2 separate regions of the Homo sapiens genome follow, and region 2 is linked to region 1. The links are chromatin loops, found by intact Hi-C in ENCODE. Cell type or tissue: endothelial cell of umbilical vein. All regions are shown on one strand.

Evidence for each region. Peaks named below come from ENCODE experiments on the same cell type or tissue, not always from the same donor. Only the 100,000 strongest peaks of a DNase experiment are listed, where the experiment ranks them.
Region 2: a loop joins it to region 1, with 9 times the contacts of the local background. A loop is called at or near these places in 9 of 110 quality-filtered maps.

Annotation. Positions count from the first base shown.
Region 1 is chr13:102,769,196-102,777,195 of GRCh38, reverse strand. TEX30 (testis expressed 30) reads left to right here and starts at 3,410. Exons shown (of 6, transcript NM_138779.5): 1 at 3,410-3,514; 2 at 7,110-7,184; 3 at 7,655-7,885. The coding sequence starts at 7,170. RefSeq lists enhancers at 2,300-2,977, 2,978-3,655 and a silencer at 3,238-3,577. In endothelial cell of umbilical vein, no CTCF peak of the experiment used is centred here; a DNase peak (open chromatin) is centred at 3,385; H3K4me3 peaks cover 1,599 bases; H3K27ac peaks cover 1,564 bases.
Region 2 is chr13:102,390,857-102,398,856 of GRCh38, reverse strand. It overlaps FGF14-IT1 (FGF14 intronic transcript 1), which reads left to right and starts at 4,338. Exons shown (of 4, transcript NR_036486.1): 1 at 4,338-4,503; 2 at 5,026-5,099. FGF14-AS2 (FGF14 antisense RNA 2) reads right to left here and starts at 4,279. Exons shown (of 1, transcript NR_036487.1): 1 at 3,152-4,279. It also overlaps a transcript of FGF14 not described here. RefSeq lists an enhancer at 4,203-4,432. In endothelial cell of umbilical vein, no CTCF peak of the experiment used is centred here; a DNase peak (open chromatin) is centred at 4,276; H3K4me3 peaks cover 1,092 bases; H3K27me3 peaks cover 621 bases.

The sequences.
Region 1 (8,000 bases):
AAACTATAGCCCACAGGCCAAATCTGAGCCACCACCAGTGTTTGTACAGCCTGCAAACTAAGAATAATCTCAACATTGCTAAGTGGCTGAAAAACATAAAAAGAAGAGTATCTCATTACATGAGAAGCATATATGAAATTCAATTTTTGGTTCATAAATAAAGCTTTTGTATTAGTTTCCTATTGTTGCTATGATAAATTACCACAAACTTATGTGGTTGAAAACAACATAAATTATTCTTTCACAGTTTTGGAGGTCAGAGTCCGAAACCAGTTTCACAGAGCTCATGTCAAGGTATTGGCAGGGCTGATTCCTTCTGGAGTCTCTGAGAGGGGAAAACTTTTCCTTGCTATTTCCAGCTTCTAGAGCTGCAGTCCTTATATTTCTTGTCTTGAGGCCCCTCTTCCATCTTCTCAGCCAGCATCTTGGCATCTTCAAATCTCTCCGCTTCTGTCGTCACATCGCCTTTTGTTTCTCTGAATGGCACAGCAGAATTATTCATAATAACCAAAAAGTATAAACAATTCAAATGTCCACCAACTGGTGAATGGATACTCAAAAATGCTGAATACTATTTGGCAATAAAAATATATGAGTTGTAACAAGGTGCAAAGTTCTGATGCATGTCACAGCATGGATAAACCTTGAAAACATTATCCTAAGTGCAAGAGGCTAGAGGCATACGACCATACAGTGTAGGACTCCATTTATATGAACTGTCCAGAAAAGGCAAATCCAGAGAGACAGAAAGTATGTTAGTGGTTGCCCGGGGTTAGGGGTAGGAACAGAGAATGGCTGTAATGCCAGTGAATCCCAAAATTGGAGCTCAGCCTGAGAGGGTTCTTGACTTTGCACAGGAAAGGATTCAAGAGCAAACTGACAGTAAAATGAAAGCAAAGCAAGTACATTAGAGCAACAAAGCACAGGAAAATTGCTTCTGGTAAACTGAGCAGGGCTACCCCACAGGCAGAGTAACACTCATGGATTGCTGGCTAGCTATATATATATATGTATCTACATATACATATATATGTATATACATACATATCATATATATGTATCTACATATACATATATATGTATATACATACATATGTGTGTATATACATATATATGTATATACACACATATATACACATATATAATATATACATACATATAATATATACATACGTATATAAACATATACATGTTATATATACATATGTGTATATATACACATATATACATATATAGTATTTATACTATATGACTATATGTATATAGTATTTATACTATATGACTATATGTATATAGTATATACATACACACATAAATACTATATATAATATTTATACTATATATGTATACATAGTATTTATACTATATATAGTACGGATATATATTATATGTGTGTATATATACACATATGTATATGTGTGTGTGTGTATGTATATATATATATATATAGAGAGAGAGAGAGAGAGAGACGGAGTCTCGCTCTGTTGCCCAGCCTGGAGTGCAGTGGTGCGCTCTTCTCGGCTTTGCAACCTCTGCCTCCAGGGTTCAAGCAATTCTCCTGCCTCAGCTCCCGAGTAGCTGGGACTACAGGTGCCTGCCACTACGCCTGAGTAATTTTTGTGTTTTTGGTAGATGCCGGGTTTCACCGTGTTGGCCAGGCTGGTCTCCAACTCCTGACCTCAGGTGATCCACCCGCCTTGGTCTCCCAAAGTGCTGGGATTACAGGCATGCGCCAGGGCACCCGGCCACTGGCTAGCTATATTTATACCTACTCCTTCATCGTACGCTAAATAAGGGGTGGGTTATTCACGAATTTTCTAGAAAAGGGGTGGGGAGTTCCCCGGAACTGAGAATTCTTCCGTTTTTAAACCATATAAGGTAAGGTCTGGGCATTGCCATGGCATTCGTAAACTGTCAGAGTGCTGGTGGAAGTGTTGTAGCATGTTCATGTATTATAATTAGTGTATAATGAGCAGTGAGGGCACTAGAGGTCACTTTGGTCACCATCCTGGTTTTAGCTGGCTTGGGCCTGTTTCTTTAGGGCAGTTTTGGCCGTTTTTTTAGGGCATCCTGTTCTGACCAGATCCTGTTTTGCTCAGCAGGTGGTGATCAGTGCTTGGAAAGTCCTGCTGATCTCCTACCTCAACTATAACTGTGCAAATACTTTTCAGGGGGATAATGGAAATGTTCTTAAATTATAGTGATGGTTGCAAATGGTTTTAAAATTACTGAAAATGATTGAATGGTACACTTCAAATGAGTGAATTTTATGGCATGTAAAGAAATGTTTTTTAAAAACACAGCTAAAAAATTAGGAGACAAAGAAGTATTAAGACTTTGTAATTTGGGGAAACACTTGTGATAAATGACAGCGACTATGTGGTTTTGTGGAATGTATTTCCTTGTATGTACCGTGACAGAAAAGAGGGCAGGTGCCAACTGCACTGGGCTTGGGGAAGATTCATTCATTTAAGAAATTTTTTTTTTTCTGAGCATTATTCATACACAAGAGGTTCACGGTTAAAACAAAAATTTACAAAAAGCAACCCTTTCTTCACCTGGGAGCTTATAGCGCAGTGAGGAGACACAGATACATCCATAGCTCGTGAGGTGACCGGGGAAGGACAGGAAGAGCGGGGAGGTGATCAGGGGAGGCCTCGCTGTGAAAACCACGCGCCCTGTCGACCCCGAGGAGACGCGGCCCACGCTGGGAGGGAGCAGCCAGGACAAAAGCCGGTCGTCGTGGGGTCCCGCCTGGTGAGTGGGGGTGAGGACAGCGAAGTGTGGGCTGCCCTGGGCTTCCAGGGAAAGGAGCCAGATGGAGAGGGGAGATGTGGGGGACCGATCGCGTGCAACAGCCTAGGCCACTGCCGGCCGCTGGCTGTGGCAATGAGCGCGGAGCCTTTGGAAGATCCAGGGGACAGGCTTCCACAGCATCCACGTGGCTGCGGCGTCGCCGACAAGGCCCAGGCGGGGGCAAGATGGTACGAAGCGACCATTTAAGTGATTGTTACAATCATCCCCGCAAAGATAACAGGGGGCTTGACCCCATGTAGAAGTGTGCGAAGCGGCTGGTTTCTGTCAGCGTTTGACCTTAACGGGAGTAACGAATCGACTATGGGTGTGAGGAAGACTGGTCAGAGCTGATCGCGCCTCGGAATGGAGTGGTGGCTGGGATGCGGAAAGGCCCCGAGTGGAGCAATCCTGGGTGAGGCGGAAACGGGGGCTGACTTTCCAGCCGTCCGCGTGCTACTGAGGCGGCGGCCACCCTGGCACCTTCCCCTAGCTCCGCTAGTCCGCGCGTACAGCCCTGGGATGTGGCGGGCTGGGAGACCCACGCTCCCGGCGTGCTCTGCGGCCCGGCCCGCGCACCCGGGGGGCGTGGCCTGCGCGCGCGTGCGTCGTAGCCGAACGCTGTGGCGGGGCAGGCGAGGCGGTCGCTTCGAGCGCGCTAGTCAGCTCCCTGAAGGGAGTGACGGCGGTTGGGTGCCCGCGGCCACTTTTGCCTTCCCGGGTAAGTGCGGCGGTGGCGGTTGGCGCCGCCGGCTGACGGGCGGCTTCCTGGGAGACGGGGAGAGCACCCGGCAGGCCCGCCTGAGACGTTTGAGGCTCGCGGGCGTCACTCCTCAGGGGCGTCTGGTCCGAGCCGGGAGGCGTTCCGCTAAGTTCGGTGCCCGCGGGCACCAGCCGGTGGGGGCTTCGTCCGCTTTGCCGGGTAGGAGGGCGGAATGTGGGGTTGGTACGGGCGGGGAGAGCCGGACGGGGCCAACCTGGACCACGTCAGCCAGTCCCGGGTGACTGGCTCGAAGTAGCCTCGGAGTTGAGAGGGGTCGACCGGGGCAGCCCGCGGCGCAGCCCCGGCAGCGCGCATTTGCGGAGAGAACGGATCCCGTGCCCCGAGCGCCGCCGAGCCCCGCACGCCCGTGAGACCCGCTTTGAATTTTCTCTCCATGTTTGCTGGGGTTGTTGACCCGACCCCCCGTAAGACTCGGACTCAACGTTTTTGTTTGCCCCACGACAGCCAGCTTAATGCTGTGGACGTAACAGGGCACGAACGTTTGTAACTGAAAGTTGAAGGGGCTGTGGCGTCTCCGTCCCGTGGCGTGGGAGGTGATCGCCCAGCCCTTGTGAGTAGTTGTCGTCCTAGAACTCCGCCGACCGCCTAGCCGGTGGAGCCGGCGCTCCGGACGCCACTAGAGCTGGCGTTTCGTGGGCGCAGCACCTCTAGCCGGTCATCTTCACCATCGCCATTGAGGGCACTGAGGCCGGGCCAGGCTTCAAACCCTGCCCTCTCTGAACCTGAAGCCAGAGATGAAAACCCAGACGACAGTGGCCTGGCACGGTGGCTCACGCCTGACCCCAGCACCATGGGAGGCCGAGGCGGGTGGATCACCTGAGGTCAGGAGTTCAAAACCAGCCTGGCCAACATGGTGAAACCCCGTCTCTACTAAAATTAGCTGGGCGCGGTGGCGGACGCCTGTAATCTCAGCTACTCGGGAGGCTGAGGCTGGAGAATCTCTTGAACCCGGGAGGCAGAGGCTGCAGTGAGCCGAGATCGCGCCGCTGCACTCCTGCCTGGGGGACAGAGCAAGACTCTGTCTCAAAAAAACAAACCCAGATGACCTAGAGCAGGTTGCTTGGGGATTGCATTATGGGGCATTTTCCGTGTTTCTGAAGAAAACCAGCATGTGTGCAGCTGCCGTGAAGAACACACTGTGCATCGTGAAGTCTGAAAAGAAGTAAAGCAGACCGGGAGAGGTGGCAAACGCCTTGGGATCCCAACGGTTTGGGAGGCCAAGGCAGGGGGTATCGCTTGAGCCCGGGAGTTCAAGACCAGCCTGCGAAACATAGGGAGACCCTCGTCTCTACAAAAACATTTAAAAATAATAAGCGGGCGTGGTGGTGAGCGTCTGTAGTCCCACCTACTCAAGAGGCTGAGGCGAGAGGATCGCTTGAGCTCAGGAGTTCGAGGATTCAGTGAGCTTATGATTGCGCCACTCAATTTTCCGGCCTGTCCGCCGGAGCGAGAACCTGTCTCAAAAAAAAAAAAAATAGGGAAGCATTCTAAATTAAGATAGTGGTTGTTTACATGCATCTAAATTTACTCCTTCATGAAGTTTCACTAAACTTACATTAAGGCTATTTAAAAACAAACATGAACCTCCAGCAATGGGAGAATAGGAAAGGAAACGCTGGCAATCAAATAGCGGGCTCCAAAACATGTATGGCTTAGCAAACCCTGTATTAACCACAGAATCTTCAAACTGCACGGAAACTGGCAGCACTGGACAGCGGTGGTACTGGGAATGAAGGTGGTGTGGTGCAGAAGGTGGGTGTAAGGAGCTTAAAGAAAGATGATTTAGGTGAAATCTGAGAAGCAATTGGATATCCAGATCCCCTTCCCCATTTCACCTGTTGGGTGACTGCCTTTCCCCTTGTTAGAAGACTGGATGGAGGCTTATTCTCTTGAGAAAGTAAAACAGAGGATCTTTGAACTGAGAAACCCAGGCATAATTGTGGGGCTGCATGTATGAAGATAGGGACACTGAAGCTTGAAGTCTTTCATCTCCTTTGTCTCACTCAACTTCCAAAACTTTTGCAGTCAGATCAGACTAATGCTCTCCAGGCTGAAATAAGAGAATTCTACACGCTCACACACACAGATGGGGAAAGGTACATAATAAGTTGCTTATGGTGGTTTCTAGGAAGTGAAAGGAACTTGGTGGTTGGGGGAAGAGTGTGTGGAAACTTCTGTTTACATTGTCTTTTAAAATGTACCATGTACACACGATACCTATTCAAAAATGAAATGTATTCTTCACCTCAGGAAGATCTATGAAAAACATATTCTGTAAATTATGAACAAATACTTTGACTTCTGTTTACATTTTTTTAATGTACCGTGTGCACATGATACCTATTCAAAAATGAAATGTATTCACCTTGGGAAGTTCTATGAAAAAATTCTGTAAAAAATTATGAACAAACCCTTTGACACAGCGATTCCTTCCCCAGGAATTTATCTTATAAATACACTTACATCGTGTGAAAATAAGTACAGTGCTATGTGGAAGGATAAGTAAGAAGCAGATAATATTGGTTACCTTTGGAGAGGGGAATCTGATGTCAAGTCAAGAGTGGAATGAGTGAGACTTTTTCACTACATATTCTTGGTACCTTTTGAACTTTAAACCATGTTATTGTTACCTATTGAATGAATGAATAAATAAATGTTAATGGGAAAAATGGGTGAGTAATGGAGATCCTGATGTTGGTAATGTCTTAAACAATACAAGAGCTCTTAACATAGGAAGGAATGCTGCATAACAACCCCAAAATTTCAGTGGCTTACATTTTATGCTCATGGATCTTCAGATCAGCTGTTGGTCAGATGTTGGTTAGACTAGTCTGGACTCCAGACTTCAGTTTTGGGTTCAGTTCTGTTCCGTGTGTCTTCATTTTGAGACCCAGGCTGAAAATGCAAAACCACCTAGAGCATGTTTTTCTCATGGCTGAGGGTGAAAGTTCAAAAGGGCTTCTGGAAGTTTGCCATGCCTCAGCTCAGAAGTCACACATTGAAATGTCTACCTACATTCCATTAGTTAAAACAAGTTACGTAGCCAAGTCCAAAGTAAACAGGGTGAAGACATATATACTCTGCCTTCTAGCAGCACTGTGAAGTTCCATGACAAGATGTGGATGGGTAGGCTTGGGAACTATAATGATGAAGAAAATGGGTTAATGGAAAGATGCTGAAAAATTAAGTTTAGGATAGTTGGTTTAGAATGAAGATTCTTACAAAAATGTGTATTTATACATTTTACATTACCATATTTTGACAAGATACAGCATCCTACTTTGATATGAATTACCTTACAGTTTCCATGTCAAAGTATCACCTTTGTTTTATCTTCTATAACATCTACCAACCCTGCACCTGGCCCTCTAACCAATTCTGAGTGCCCGTAGAAAAATGTACATGTAAAGACACCAGATTTTAGGGAAGTAATTCTAAATGTTTATTTTAGCTACTGAATGTGTTCATTCATAGTTTTTGTGTCATATCCATGTCTGCCAACTCACCTTTCACAACAGAATCTTCTTTTCAGGGAGATGTCCTTTGCTTCTCAGATGTAAATGCACTTTAAGTTTGTTATTCAACAGTGAAAATGAGTCATACAGAGGTAATATTTTCGTATGTTCTGCATCTTCAGGGTTCCTGGTTTTTTGTTTGTTTGTAATTATGTGGCTTCAGAGTAATTTTATTTTCAACTTTCACTGTGGGAGGCAGTATAGCATAAGTGGTTAAGAGCGAGGAATCTAGAGCAGACTACCCTGAGTTTAAATCCTAGCTAGCGGCTATATAACCTTGGGCAAGTTACTTAATCTGCTGTGCCTTATCTATAAAATGGGGATAATGATAGTGCTTGCCTCACAGAATTGTTAGAAAAGTGAAATAAGTTAATACATATAAAGCACTTATAATAATACCCGACACAGTAAGCACTTAACTACTATTATTAATATCACTACTTTTTATTTGGAGGCTATGACTTGAATTATGAGCCTCACAGAGCAAACATATATATAGCTGTTCAGTTGTCTTAATAGGCAAGAAAGTAATTTTTGATCCCTTTATTCTCTTGAATTCCAGGTTAAATTAAAAATACCTTTTGGAAATAAATTACTAGATGCTGTTTGTTTGGTACCTAACAAGAGCTTAACATATGGAATAATTCTTACACATGGAGCATCAGGAGATATGAATCTTCCTCATTTGATGTCACTGGCATCCCATCTTGCATCTCATGGGTTTTTCTGCCTGAGATTTACCTGTAAAGGCCTTAATATTGTACATAGAATTAAGGCGTATAAATCAGTTTTGGTAAGAAAATTTCTTTATATTTACTTATAACAGAATTCTGTTTGAAATCCTTAATAAATGTAAGATAAATTTTATTAGTCATCTGGTTTAATTTAAAAAATCTTTGAATGAGTGT
Region 2 (8,000 bases), 380 kb after region 1:
CATTAATGTGTCACATTATTTATCTTACCTTCTAAAAGTTTTAGCCTGTTAAGCTTGAATCGAACCCATGCCAAGCCATTCCCTTTCACTATTGTACTTCGTGAGTTCCATTCTCCTGCTAGTAACATAAAGCCTAAAATCTTTTGCAGGTTTTTGATCCCAAAATAGCAGTAGAACTAAAAAGTTAATTGGGTAATTAAAATGAAACAAACACTAAAATTCTTTTAACTGTTACAGCCAAAAGGAACAGATTGACTACTACCTATTATGTTATCTTAAATTTAAAAAGAGAACAATTAACTGGTTTCAAACTAAGAAACTTGGGAGAATACTGCCAAATACCAGTGAATTTGGTGTAAAGCACCTATTCTTATTTCAGAGATAAATAATAGGTTAATTTTCCTTCCTATATCTTTGGAAGTTATGAAATAATTTACTGATTATTTCCAATTCGCTAAACTGTCAACAAGTGTAGGTGGTTCAAGCATTCGTGGAATTTCAGAGCACCGCTATATAATCAAGTTGGTGTGAAAATAAGCAGAAAATAGAGTTACGAATTTAAGGACAAAGTTATTCATCTACCCAAAAGTTATTGATTAGCTCATTATTAATACTTATATAAGAGGTCTTCATTAAATAGTGTTTTGGGCTTGTTTTATGTAAAATTTAACTGGAAGAGAACATGAAAAATGTGTTTGCACAATATATGCTTTTTAAAATAAATTCCAATAGCTTAAAAGTCCTGGATATAAAGTAAATTTGCTATCTTCATTAAAACACCCAGTCTAACAACTATTATCAGAGAACACACACACACACACACACACACACACACACACACACTCTTAAATGTCCTACTTTCCTAGCAGAGCAACAGCTATGCATTTAGAATAAATGTTACCTGCTTCAACTTTCACTGTAGGAGTCATGCAAGGTGACTTTATTTTAGGCAAATCATTAAATAGGGAATACTAAGTCCAAGGCATTTATTTTGCTTGAAGGAGGCTTCATAGGTTTCTTTAAACCAGTATGATAGTTTGGATTGACCAATGTATATAATAGGCCCGTTCTGGAAATAATCTAGGTCACTGCACTTTAAGCCAAGGGTACTAAGGAAAGAAGTGTGGTTGAAAAAAGAAAATCCACAATAAACATAAATACTAAGGTCATGTCATTGCTGTCTCTTCAGGCACATAATGTAAAACAAGCAAAGGAAGCCACAGACCCTCAAATAGATATACCCACTCAACCACACACAGGATATCCCCAAACTTCCATGGCTTGGTAGGATTTTGGAAAACACAGATTTTAAGATAAATCATAATCTAAGAGGATTTTATTGAGTACAAATGTCAGTGCCCAGTGTTAGTACGAAGCAGACGCCCTAGACCTAGTTCTGCACAGCACACTGAGAACATTCCATCAATTCTCTTTTTCTGAACTCAGTCTCCCGCTCTGTCGTGTAACTTTGAGGTGGAACATGCAGGGCTTGGTAGGACCCATGATCACTTTCTATTTCCTACTTGTCTGGCTGCCTTTCAGCTCTGCTTTTGCCTTTCACTAAGCTGTTTTAGGTGCCAAAACACCTGGTATGCCACTGTTACTCATTTAAATATACGTTTTTTTAAAAAGCTACTTGCTTTACATCTAGGGCTGTCATGGTGTTTGGAAGTGAGAAAATAGGAAGAGAGGGAAGAAGAGTGAGCACTTTTTACTCCCCTCCTTCTCAGCCTACCGACTCATCCTAGGTTCCAGTAGAGCTGGGTGAGCCACAAATGGGCCACAACCTCTGCAAGTCTAAACACTGAGTATATTTCAAATGAAAACATCAAATTCAGACTGCACGTCTGGAACAGCAAACAGATGTAAGCTGCTTCTTCTAACATGCTTGGCTGTAGAGTGGGATTCAATGTAGTATTAGTTGGCCTTAGACTCCATCCAGGAAGCTTATTTACTGAGGTAACAAAATGGGTTTTGTAGAGCAGTGCCACTCCATGAACCAAAGGATGGCATTTTAGGTAGGCTTCGGAGTACTGCCTTGTTGGGAGAGTAGATTTTTCTTTTTTGAAATGTATATCCCAGTTAATAAGTGTAAAATTCAATGCATGATAATCTAAACTTAGTTTTAACAATGAAGATGACTTTGGCTGTACAACTTGTTCTCATCTTAGACAGCATCCATAACTGAGAAAATTTGTTCAAATGATGCAGTACTTTCTGAAAGTGCTAAAGCTAATTCTATACTATACTTCACGTTTCCTACAATGAACCATTCCTTTAAAATGTTCGAACCCAGTCTTCCATGTTTTAGCAACACAAACATTGGAGACTTTTGTGAAGTGTTTTTATACATATGGTAACAAGGACAACAACCAATGTTTTCACTCCTTTGCACATTTTGGCATCATACCTCACTCAAATTGACTCATACGCCTTCTATAAATACCACGTAGATGTCTCAAAATGGAAGCATTTATTCAAAATAGTGTCTTTTGCCTTAAGGGGAAACAGTTGGGCTGTTTGAACAGTCTAACAGGAGCTCTTCTCTTCAGTGTTAAACAAGTCATTGCACTGTGCCTATTTTTAATAAAACCTTTGAGCCCAACTCAGTATTACCTCCAGGAGGGACTGTGGAGGTAATACTATTTACCTCCTGTAAATAGGGACAGGGAAACACCTATTTACACATCTGCCTGCTCACTGCCATAGTCTGTGTGGTGTTCCTTAGGACTTGTGTACCAGGTACAAGGTTTAGTTATGTGTTGAACCCGGGTACTGAAGGGCATGGAGTTTTCTGAGGGAGACTTCTCAGCTCCCCGTATACCTCTAGAGATGCAATAGCTCTTTTGTATCAAGACCAACTATGTCCTGATGTTTTCCCTGTGTAGTTCTCTAGCTGCCACTATTTTTTTTACTTTGGTCAGAATGTAAAAGGTAGGATGATGAAGAGAAGGGAACAAAAGGAGGGATTCTTAGGGACTTCCTAAACTTGAAGGCAAAAAGGATGAATGTCGCAGACATGTTTTATAGGGAACAGTGAAGTTCTTGTTTGATTAGTCTGGTAACATCATGTAAGAAAGTCACCCAACAACTGCTGGGCACCACTGCCTTTGTCACTGTCTCTTGACAAAAACTCTGTTCACGACACATGGTAGGTTTTCAATACACTTTAATAAAATAGTGAAAAATAGGTATCTCTAGGATAGTGAACTATGGGACTACAAAGGGCAGGACGATACATTTTACTTGGTTAAATTCGCTTAATGCTTACTCCTTTCTCAAAGCGCCAACCAAGAATTTGGCTACTAAATAAAGAAAAAAGCTGTTAGTGGCTCTTTATCCGCCACGATAGGGTGCTCTGAAACCCGGTCCTGCAGACATTCCCTTGGCCCACATTTTATAGCTTCCTTCTCAGTCTCAAGGCCTGTAGTCTACTGTTCACACTCGAGCCTCTCGCAAAATACACAAGCTCAAAAGCTCATGGCGTTCTCCCCATCTGGCATTCTCGGCCTTAGAATAGCAAACGTTAGGGCACCATTAGGTTCATAGTTGCCAGACCCTTCATTTTCTTTTTTAATCTTTAATTTTCTTCTTAACAAGGAAGACATTCCGCAAAAAATAAACTCCCTCTTTTGAGCTCCTTTCTCTGAAGATGGTAACTGGAACTCTCATTAGTAAAGAACCTCGAGTTCCAGTTGCTTTGGACGGAGTTTCTCGCTTAGTATTTTGCTCTTTGGCAGTTTGAAAAGCAGTAATCTTCCAACTTCGCAGCTCCCTGCACTCGCGCCTACCACCCTGATCTATTTGGCTTTCTCCTTTTTGGAGCCACTTTAAAAGGTGCAGGGTGCTGGGCCGCTGTGGCCTCGGGCTGAGAGGCGGGGAGTTGGTGTCCGGGACCAGAAAGTTTGGCAGAAGCCACGGCTCTGGGCCCAGGCCCCGGGCTTCCAGAGAAGTGTGTCATTATTTGTTTTCTGCAAAGCCGCGAGCGGGCCCACGCTGCAGCTCTGCCTCCAGGCGTGGAACCCCTCGGTAATCCGGGTGAAGCTGGGTTCCGAGTGTGGACTGCTTCGGCTCTGAGGAGGAGGGAGCCCAACGGGCCAGGCACGGGCTTCCTCCTGGCTTTACCCATTGGCCCAGAGTCCCCGGTCCCGCCGCCGCTGCCCTCTGCTCACGGGGACCGGCCATCACCGCGCTCCCAGCCTCGGCTCGCCGGGGGCTTCGCTACGCAATGCGGCGGAAGCGGCCCGTTGGAGCCGCCGTAGCGCGGGAAGTTTCCGTTGCCACGGAGATGACCTCTGACCCTAGGGCGTCTCTGGGACCCGGCAGCTTGTGCTGTTGTTGCTATGGAAACCATGGCGGCCGGAAGCCGCCGCGCGGGAGAGACTTGGGGCGCGGGTCGGGGCTAGGGCTCCTGCCCTGGCAGAGATCTTCGCTCTTCCGTGGTGGCCGGGGACCGGGCAGTGAGCGGCCGGCTCTGCCGCCCGCGGGGCGCGGGTTTGCAAGGTCACTCCTCCGGCGTTGACGCGGGGGCACCCCATGTGCACTGCTGGACCTGAGGGATGGGAAAGCCACAGGTGGCTGCCTTGGCCCTCCCGGTCTGGCCTCCCGCTAGCGGGCGCCAGCTCTGGACCCGAGACCCATCTGAAGGAAAGGGAAGGGAGCTGGCGTTGCTGGTGATTCTGCCCAAGCTCAGGACTGGGAGAGAACGAGCCAAGTTCTGGTCTCAGCTTACACACTAGCTACTGGGAGACCCTGGGCGGGTCCTGAAGTTTTCTGGGCTTCAGTCCCCTCGGCTACTACAAGAAGGATATTGATTAGAGTAATCCCAGATCAGCCCCAGCTCTAATATTCTAGGTTCCCATAACGTTCACACCCAGTCCTGATTGTAAGTAAACTTCCCTCACCCCTTCCCTGTATCTCTCCCGGACTATGTTAACTATATATTTAAATTGTACTCTAAATTCAGAGACCATCAGAGATAAGAGGTTGACCTTAGCGATCACAAACAACCTGTTCCTTTTACAGGTGTGGCAACTCCTTCCCAGTGGAGGAAGCGACTGTTCCAAGAGCCAGTTTTGGAATTGTAGGCACAAACACAGGTAGAAGCTTTGAGCCTTGGGTGAAGAAACGCGTATTTTACTGGTGACACTAGGAAGAGCTCCTCATGCGCTTCATAGAATTGTGTGGTTGGTGCTGAAATAGATGGCATTCCATTTATCCATTATATTCCCCAGATACCTTTTCCTTAGACAGTTTTAAGATTTTCGGGGTAGGGGAGGGTATCTTCACTAGTTTATTTTTCCTTCTCTCATATCCATGCTATTGGGAAAAATCTTTCTTAAATCTTTTTTATAAACCTCATTTGTAAATTAAGAAGTTGAAAAAGATTATTTTCAGAGTTTATTACAACTCTGAAATTTATGAATTATTTCTTTTAGGTCCACGTGCTTTTTATCACTTTTTCAGTAACTACAATCTCAAAAAAACAAAAAACAAAACTTAGTAAACACTTAAAAAGTGCTGCTGTGTTTGAACTGTTGATGCTGGAGATACAGGGGTGAAGAAGAGTTCTTCCTTCAAGGAATTAGCAGGAAAGACAAAAGACAGGATCAATTATGATGTGGTGAACAATTCTGTGTAGGTGGACCAAGGTGCTATAGGGCCAAGGAAGAGGGGCATGGAAAGGTTTCTGGAGGGAATAAAACTCAGACTGAGTCATGAAGAATGACTAAGAGTTAGCCACGTGGTAAAGGCACTGGTTAGGCTGTCAAGGAAGAGAAAGAAGCATACTTTAAGCTTTGGGGGCGTCAAAGATTGTGGTGCAGACCGAGAATATCAAGTACAACTGAGAAATAGAGGGTGTTTCTAGGGAGTGGCAGGTAGTGAGTGGGGTTGCAAGGTAGTGAGGCACAGATCGTGAGCTCTCTTCTGTGTCATGATCATATCTACCCTTTAGACAACCATTATGACTACAGCGTGGAAAACAGCTCTGGGTTGGGCAAGGTTGAAGGTGGAAAGACCAGGGAGGAAGAGCAGTGAGCAGTGGTGAGCGGTCCAGAATAAGGCAGTGACAGGCACTAGAGAGGAAGTGAAGTCCATCCATCTTAGTGGCCAGTTTGAATTTGGGAAGGAAGTTGAAGGAGGAGTCTGGAATTTTCTGATTACAGGTTTTTGATTTGGACAGTTCTGGTGAGCTAGTCTTCTGGCCATTTGCCAACAGAACACTTCCATCTTCTTGAGACATGGTTGGCTGTCTTCTGACTGTTTATATTGAGGGGCCGAGGTAGCTTTTAACAGCAAGTAGGAGACTTAGACAAGCTTCTCTTTCTAGATTAAAATTTAAATGGACAGTTCTGGGAGAGTTGCTGTGGGATAAAAAGTTCATCTTGATTTCAAACCCGAAAATCCTTAGGACTGGGAAAAAATGCTTTACAATAAAGATATGCCAAAATGATTTTTTTAAACGATTATGTACAATTCTTTGTCAATAGCAGATGTTTTTATGGACACAATACTTTGTTCAGTTTGAGGAGTCAAGTAGTGCAATTAAAAGCCAAGTTTTCAGATTTACTATTCAGGTCTGGCAAGAAAAGAGAAGGAAGTATGAACTTTATTGAATTTACATATGTAAGTTTGCACACGTGCTTTTTTAGATAGGAATGAATGTAGTTAAAATGCCTTTTTTTCCTCCTGTAGCATTTTGTTGTCTGCACAATTATAGTGGATCACTGAAGTGTGTGGTAACCTTATCTGTAATGCTGCATCTTAAAGGTGTAGCTTGGGAGGGATTGTAATATCTGTTCTTTCCACTTCCTGTGTGGAGCACATGGTATAATATTGTACTTTAAGAAATATGAACATAAGAAGGCTTAAAGACTAAAAGAGAAATCATATCTCATAATTGTAGTCCTTTTTGTTTCAACAGCCACTTATTTGTAGTCTGAAACTCATCTTCTTTAGTTGTATTGCTGCTGTATACCAGGTGTTGTAACTTTTAAGCAAAGAAAGGACCCTGTCTGCTAGGAGAACTGAGTCAGTTTTCTACGTAAGCACTCAGTAGTAACCATCATTTGGCCTTAGCATTTTATTGTTGGGACAAATTGAAAGCAGTAACACAATATGCTCTTTCCTCCTTCATTGCTAAATGAGTTGATTTGTTTCCTGAGAAGTGATGTTTTCCATTAACTTGATTATTTTTTCTTGTACCTTTAAAAATTTTTTCAACTCACATGACAAGTAACATAAAATACCTCACATCTCAGACAAATAATAATGACTGTTAAATATTGGAAATACTTTTAATGAGATCAGTACCAAATGTTAGAGATATTTTAATGATGCAGTTAAGAAATTTGATATAGGATAAAAATTTTACATCATTATTGCTTATTATTATCTCTTTTCTAGTTTTCTTTTAAAATGTTGGGAATAATTTTAAACAACACAGTACTGAGGCCATTCTGGTACATGTGTGGCAGATGTGACTCTGTATGGGGGATACTAACTGTGACATGAATGCTATAGTTAGTATGTGGTCTGATATGCAGCCATAAAGTCCGCCCAGCTTTGTCAGACCGCTTGCCCTTTGTTGTAGCAAAGTGCTTTTCCAGTACTGATATTTCATCCCTTTGTCTCCTTCTCCCTGTATTTGTACTATCCGATTCTAGATTTTGTCCTTTTACATATTTTTTAGTCATGTTTTTCAAAAATTTTGTCATCAACTTACTCTTCAGGCAAGATCAGGATTAGTATTCAATTGGATTTACCTCTTTTACATTCATTACATTAGGAAAATAGACCCAAAATAATAAAATAGTTGTCTGAGAGTAAATGAGAAACATCTGTCTGAACTTGAAACATTTACCCAAAATGATATTTATTCGGCTTAAGTTTTTTCTTTCTGTACTTCAAATTAACATGTAAAAGAACGGTGATGTGGATCTACTGCATTATTTGATTATATAATTAAATGACTTTTAGGGCATGGTAAATCTCTCACC